Linked DNA regions of Homo sapiens: region 1 is linked to region 2. The links are chromatin contacts, found by Hi-C or POLR2A ChIA-PET in ENCODE. All regions are on one chromosome and are shown on one strand. The core of a region is the stretch at or near the end of the contact, and the rest is flanking DNA. Distances in the headings are between cores, read along the strand shown.

What was found. Hi-C counts contacts between places; a loop is a spot of excess contacts on that map. ChIA-PET counts read pairs that join two places held with the same protein, here RNA polymerase II (POLR2A). Pooled maps may share reads with other maps.
Region 1: a loop to region 2 is called in a map of sigmoid colon, with 2.6 times the contacts of the local background. The contact joins two enhancer-like sites. A Hi-C loop is called at or near these places in 1 of 168 maps with a recorded cell type or tissue (sigmoid colon) and 1 of 50 pooled maps. POLR2A ChIA-PET finds 5 or more read pairs at or near these places in 2 of 52 experiments (AG04450 and OCI-LY7).

What each region holds. Positions count from the first base shown.
Region 1 is chr16:14,499,638-14,502,985 of GRCh38, reverse strand. All of the region lies in intron 21 of PARN (poly(A)-specific ribonuclease), which reads left to right. Among named protein-coding and RNA genes, the nearest start is that of LINC03107, 73 kb to the right of the region's middle. RefSeq lists enhancers at 1,120-1,414, 1,140-1,434. Within about 2 kb of position 1,310, at least 32 of the 41 ENCODE cell types and tissues checked have a DNase peak (open chromatin) inside an H3K27ac peak, as active enhancers do.
Region 2 is chr16:14,095,976-14,098,902 of GRCh38, reverse strand. All of the region lies in intron 2 of MRTFB (myocardin related transcription factor B), which reads right to left. Among named protein-coding and RNA genes, the nearest start is that of MRTFB, 26 kb to the right of the region's middle. Within about 2 kb of position 1,607, at least 9 of the 41 ENCODE cell types and tissues checked have a DNase peak (open chromatin) inside an H3K27ac peak, as active enhancers do.

The DNA.
Region 1 (3,348 bases), core at 61-2,560, 400 kb before region 2:
TGTCCATTTTACTTTAATATTAATTTGTTTTAAATTGCCAGATTAATTATTTAATTTTTCCTCCCTGATCTCTGGTAAAATCCATGCCCTAAGAAGTTAAGCCGTGGTTCTTCAGTGGCTTGTAGTAATTGCAAGCCCAGGGCTGTTCGGAAGCAGAGAGAAGTAGCTGTATTAGCTGTTCTCTCCTGAAGAAATATCACTGGAGGTATAGAATAGCTAAAACACCTTCCTTGTCTTCAGAGAACTAGCTTGGGTACATGTGACCAGAGGACAGGCACAGAGGCTTAGATCGTATATTTGCTAGGTACCAAGTAGAGTTACATCATAACATTTTGAAACTTGTGTGAATTCAAATGTACTTGATGTGGCTAATTATTTTTTAGGGTGTGAGACTGGTTTTGCTTGTCACTTCACTCAGCAAAAGTATTTATCCTTATCCCAGTGAGTTGGAGATGAAATGGGAGATGTAGATTCTGCCCCTTCCTTGTGAATATCAACTTTCACACTCTTCTTGTAGCAAGCTTCCTGCTGGTTATAAACCATGTGTGTTCACACATGTGTGTACATGTGTGTTTAATAACATGGTGCTCACATGCAAGCCATCGTCTTCCTCTGATGTCCTAGAGGAGAAACAGTAGTGTGTTCTGACCCTGGAGGAAAAACCAGCTGTGTTGGCTTCACTGAGAGACGCATGTTCTCCAGTGTGAAGAAAGAAGTTTCAAGGGTAATTTTAACTAAAGGCAAAGTTCAGCTTTAGCGTCCCCACCCCTTGCCCCATGCGTGAATACTCTGTTGTGACTCCAGTCTTAGATGCTTTCCCTGAAGCCAACTGTGGAAAGCATCTCAGTTCAAAGATAAGAAAACAGTTGCCCAGAGAGGCATGTGGCCTTCCAGTAGTAGAGCTGTCTACCCCAGAGTGTACACACTCATTCCATTGTGCCTTCTGCTCATATGATGTTTGTTAACTCTTTTAAATCCTGAACCAGTCAAAACCACATTTTTTAAAAATAATCTAAACAGCATTTAGCTAAGGCCTCTAGAGAGCTGAGTGCAAGGTGTGCCTGTGCTCTTTCCAGAAACGGCAGTGATTTATGCCTGCACTCTGGCTTGAGTTGTGACAGAACAGGCTCCAATGGGTGTGTGTTTAGTGCCTTGTCTGTGATTTTCAGGATACATTCAGGTAGCTGCTTCCTAATGCATTCCCCAAAGAGTGTGCTTGTGGGCAGAGCATGTGCTGGGGAGGAGGGCCAGCTGTGAGCGGGGGAACAGATGACTCAGCATTCCAGCGGGCTGCCTGCCCAGGAACTCTCACCATGATGGCTTTAATAACATGGTGGCACATTGCCTGGTAACCTGAGGGTTGGTGGGGTTTGTTTCTACCTACTTTACCGAAAAGCCCTCTATCAGCTGTTGGCCAACCACATCAGGGTGGGGTAAGATATAAACTTGGCTCTGCAAGCTGACTTTCTTTTCTATTTTTCATGCCTCTGCCTACATTTTAACATTCATTCTCTTTTTCTTTCTGTTTTTTTTTTTTTTTTTTTTTTTTTGGACAGTCTTGCTTTGTCCCAGGCTGGAGTGCAGTGGCGCAATCAAGTGATCCTCCCACCTCAGCGTCCCAAGTAGCTGGGACTATAGGCGCACACCACCACTCCAGACTAATTATTATTATTATTATTATTATTATTATTGTTTTTTTGTTTGTTTTTTGTTTTTTTTTGTAAAGATGGGGTTTTACTGTTTTGCCCAGGCTGGTCTCTAACTCCTGGGCAGGCTCAAATAATCCAAAAGTGTTAAGATACAGACGTGAGCCACTGCACCCAACCTGCTCGCTTTTCTCTTCTCATTTATATACTATGTAAAGGTGGAAGCTGGATAGTTGACTTCCATATCATGTCCTCAAGGGAATTAGTTACTGAACAGATGGTCTTTTTTATATTAGTTAAAATTATTTTGTTTGCAATTCAGACCTCTGGACTATTTCCCTGGGTGCCTCATAGCAGAAGAATCTGTAGCCATGGACCTCCTTGCCACAGATTTGATTTTGGTGGAACAGATCTGGATGTATGTAGCCTTAGAAGCAAGCTAGGCTTTTTCTTTTCTGTTGGTAAAGGCCTCTAACTGCTGCCCTAAGCTGACATAGGGCACAGGGTACTATCTGTGAGCTCACTGGAAAAATGGGGTTTGTGGAGCTTTATAGCTGGGTTCCATGAAAGCTGCTTTCAGGTACTTTTTTTTTCCTCCATCAAAATCTTAGCATATGCAAAGGCAGTAGAAGCAAATTTATTCATTGGACATGCTTTAAAATGAGACTTTACTTATGTTAGAGGTATTAGATGTAGCACTTTAGAATTAGAATCTAAAGGGTGGTAATATTTTTTTCTAGGGAAAGAAATGTAGAGAGTACTTTATAAAATCCACAAGTGTAGGCAGGCTTGGTGGCACGTGCCTATAGCCCTGGCTGCTCGGGAGGGTTGCTTGAGTCCAGGAGTTTGAGGCTCCAGTGAGCTATGGTCACACCTGTGAATAGCCACTGCACTCCAGCCTGGGTAACATAGTGAGACCCTGTCTTAAAAAAACAAAACAAAACAAAAAAAGTAAAAGATAAAGTTTACAGAAACCATTCTAGCCTGGGCACAGCAGCTCATGCCTGTAATCCCAGCACTTTGGGAGGCTGAGGCAGGAGAATTCCTTAAGCCCAGGAGTTCAAGACCAGCCCTGGCAATGTAGCAAGATCCCACCTCTACAAAAAAAATTTTTAAATTACCCGGACATGGTGGCAAGCTCCTGTAGTCCCAGTTCCTTGAGAGGCTGAGGTGGGAGGATTGCTTGAGCCTGGGAAGTTGAGGCTGCAGTGAACCGTGGTTGTGCTACTACACTCCAGCCTGAGTGACAGAGTGAGACTGTCTCAAAAAACAAAGAATGAAAAAAAGCATTCTGTGTTCTTCTCTCTGTATACCTGACTTTCAGAAGTTGTTTTTCAGTTTCCTAATTTGTGTTGAGTATTTTGACATTGTAGGAAACTCTCAGGTCATTGAGAATTTTAAAATACAATGTTATAAAATATTCAAAAATACTTTGGCATGTGATAATATCACACTTGCCATTGTATTAATATTGTTTTTATTTAAAACATTTTTTGGAGACAGGGTTCCCTTTGTTTCCCAGGCTGGACTTGAACTCCTGGGCTCAAGTGATCCTCCTGCCTCCTCCTCCTGAGTAGCTGGGATTACAGGCACGTGCCACTGCACCTGGCTTGTTTTAGTTTTTTACATTTCTCTCTTTTGGCTTGACTTTTTTATCTAACCAGTTGGTTTTTACAATGAATGTTTAAATAGACAAAAAAGC
Region 2 (2,927 bases), core at 358-2,857:
CCACATTTATGAACAACTGATTTTTTTATAAAGATGCAAAGGCAACTCAGTGAAGTGAGAATAGTCATTTCAACAAATGGTGCTCGAACAACTAAATAGCCATATGCAAGAAATATGAACTTTGATCTACATCTTTCACCACATGCAACAACTAAATCTAAATGGGCCATATTGCAAAATTTAAGTCAAAATGGGTCATATACCAAAGTGTAAACCCAAAACTATCAAAATTCTACAAGAAAACAAAGGAGATACCTTCTCTGACCTCAGGTTAGGTGGAGCTCCTAGTTCTAACACCAAAAACACAATGCATAAAATAAAAAATTGATAAATTGAACTTTATCAAAATTAAGAACTGCTCTTTGAAAGAATGTTAAGAGGGTGAAAAGATAAGTCATAGGCTGAGATAAAATATTGCAAATCATAAATCTGATAATCTATATCCAGAGTATACAAAGAACTCTCAAAACTCAGTAATAATAAGAAAACAAACAACCCAATAAACATATAAAAGATTTGATACTTTACCAACTATTGGCAAATAAGTACATGAAAATATGCTCAACTCCATTAGTCATTAGGAAAATGCAAATTAAAACCACGATGAGCTACTTCTACACATCTATTAGAATGAATAATGTGAAAAGACTGACCATACCAAATTCCAGACACAGAGCAACTGGAATTCTCATGTACTGCAGTTGGGAATATAAAAGGAAATGACAACTTGGAAACAGTTTGGCAGTTCTGAAAAAAAAGTTAAACAGACACCCATCCATCCTACTCCTAGGTATTTACTCAAGAGATAACAGAGTCCATACGAAGACTTGCATATAAATGTTCAGATTGATTTTATTTGTAATAGCCCAAAACTGGAAATACCCAAATGGCCATCAACAGTAAACACATCAACAACAACAACAAAAACAGTGAACAGATATACAAATTGTGGCATATCTACACAACCAACTATGTCTAAGAAGAAATGAACTATTGATGTACTCAACAACATGGACAAATCTCAAAATAATTAGGCTGACTGAAAGAAGTCAAACAAAGAAGAGTACATACAACATGATTCCACTTATACAAAACCCTCGAACAAGCAAACTAATCTACAGAGACAGAAAGCAGATCAGTGGTTGCCTGGAAACAGGGGCAAAGGAGCATGCAGGAAGGATTACAAAGCCATACAAAGAAATTTTGGGGGGTGATGGATATGTTCATCATCCTTATTGGGGTGAAAGTTTCATGGGTGTACGTGTCAGAACTGATTAAATTGTACACTTTAAATGTGCAGTTTACTGGATGCCAATTATACCTCAATAAAGCTGTTTACAAAAAGAACAGTTTACATTTTATAATATCCCATTTGAATTGTCCCTTTTTAATTAGCATACTGAAAATCTTTCACTATTGCAAACCAATTGCTGTAACTGCTTCAAATACACCTTTTCCTTTGACCTTTACTCTATATAAACACAACTACAAAAGTTAATTACTACTGGATGGGAAAGTGAACAAACCGGTCTTCCTGGATTGCACAGTGGTCTGTTTATTAGCTTCAAATGAAACCTGAATGTTTAGCTAAACTACCAGAACTGAATGCTTGGTCACTTAATACTGAAAATATTACAACCACAATCTGCCCTAAAGGGATTCATTAACTCAAACGTTTATTGCACATATACTCTATGTCTGGCATTGTTGTAAGTGCTGGATTTCATGCAGAATGGTCAGTACTGAACTGCAAGGCCACTCTGCATCTCCTCTTAGAATAATTTATAAGGTCATAATCATTGCATTTAAATAACACAACTAAAGAAAATCAGTGGAAATAGGCTACAGGTAGACTAAAACAATGATTCTTCTAATACAAAGTTAAGATAATAAATGCTAATGATGACTAAAGAACTGTAGTCCAAGTGCTTAGAATTCTAGAATGAGAGGTATGTCTTGAAACCTAAGTGAATTCAGGACAAATATAAAGAAAACTACTTCTATGTACAGCAAGAAGAATGGAGCTTGACAGCTCCAAGAGGTCCTTCTGGCTTGCAAACACCAAAGAATGTAAAAAGCTTAGGAACAGGGACCCAAAATGATTTTTTAAAAAACATACTAGGAAGTTTTAAGTAAATTATCTAAAGGTTGGTATCAAAGACAACATTCTGTACCATAGCATATTCTTTACTGTCGATTTTAGAGAATTCTATAGACCAAGTATGAAAGTGACATTTTACAGAAGATGTAAGCTTATGAACTTATCACAAATAAAACCCAAAGGTCCACATCTCTTGCCACAATATGTAGGCTATTTTACAGCTACTCGAGGGCATCCATTTGAAAACCTTTTATTATCTTTTCTCCCCTGCAATAGTACTTCTTTTTTAGACTTTTTCTCTAAAAGAATCCAATGAACTCCTACACTGGACATATAATCAATAAAAATCTCTTGTTAGAGCTAACTGCTGGTGACACGTGCTTCAGAATTCCTTAGAAATAGTTATTCCTTTTCTAAATCTCAGGTTGCCGGCCAGGCACAGTGAGTCACACCTGTAATCCAACACTTTGGGAGGCCGAAGCAGGCAGATCACTTGAGGTCAGGAGTTTGAGACCAGCTTGGCCAACATGGTAAAACCCTGTCTCTACTAGAAATACAAAAATTAGCTGGGCGTGGTGGACATGCCTGTAATCCCAGCTACCCGGAAGGCTGAGGCAGAATTACTTGAACCCAGGAGGCGGAGGTTGCAGTGGGCCAAGATCGCGCCACTGCACTGCAGCCTGGAAGACAGAGCGAGACTTGTCTCAAATAAATAAATAAATAAATAAATAAATAAATAAATAAATAAATTTCAGCTTGCCTCTAAACTGTCATGTTCTTGTTCTCAAAAGAACAACTGTACTAACCAATAAACTTTTAGTAAATT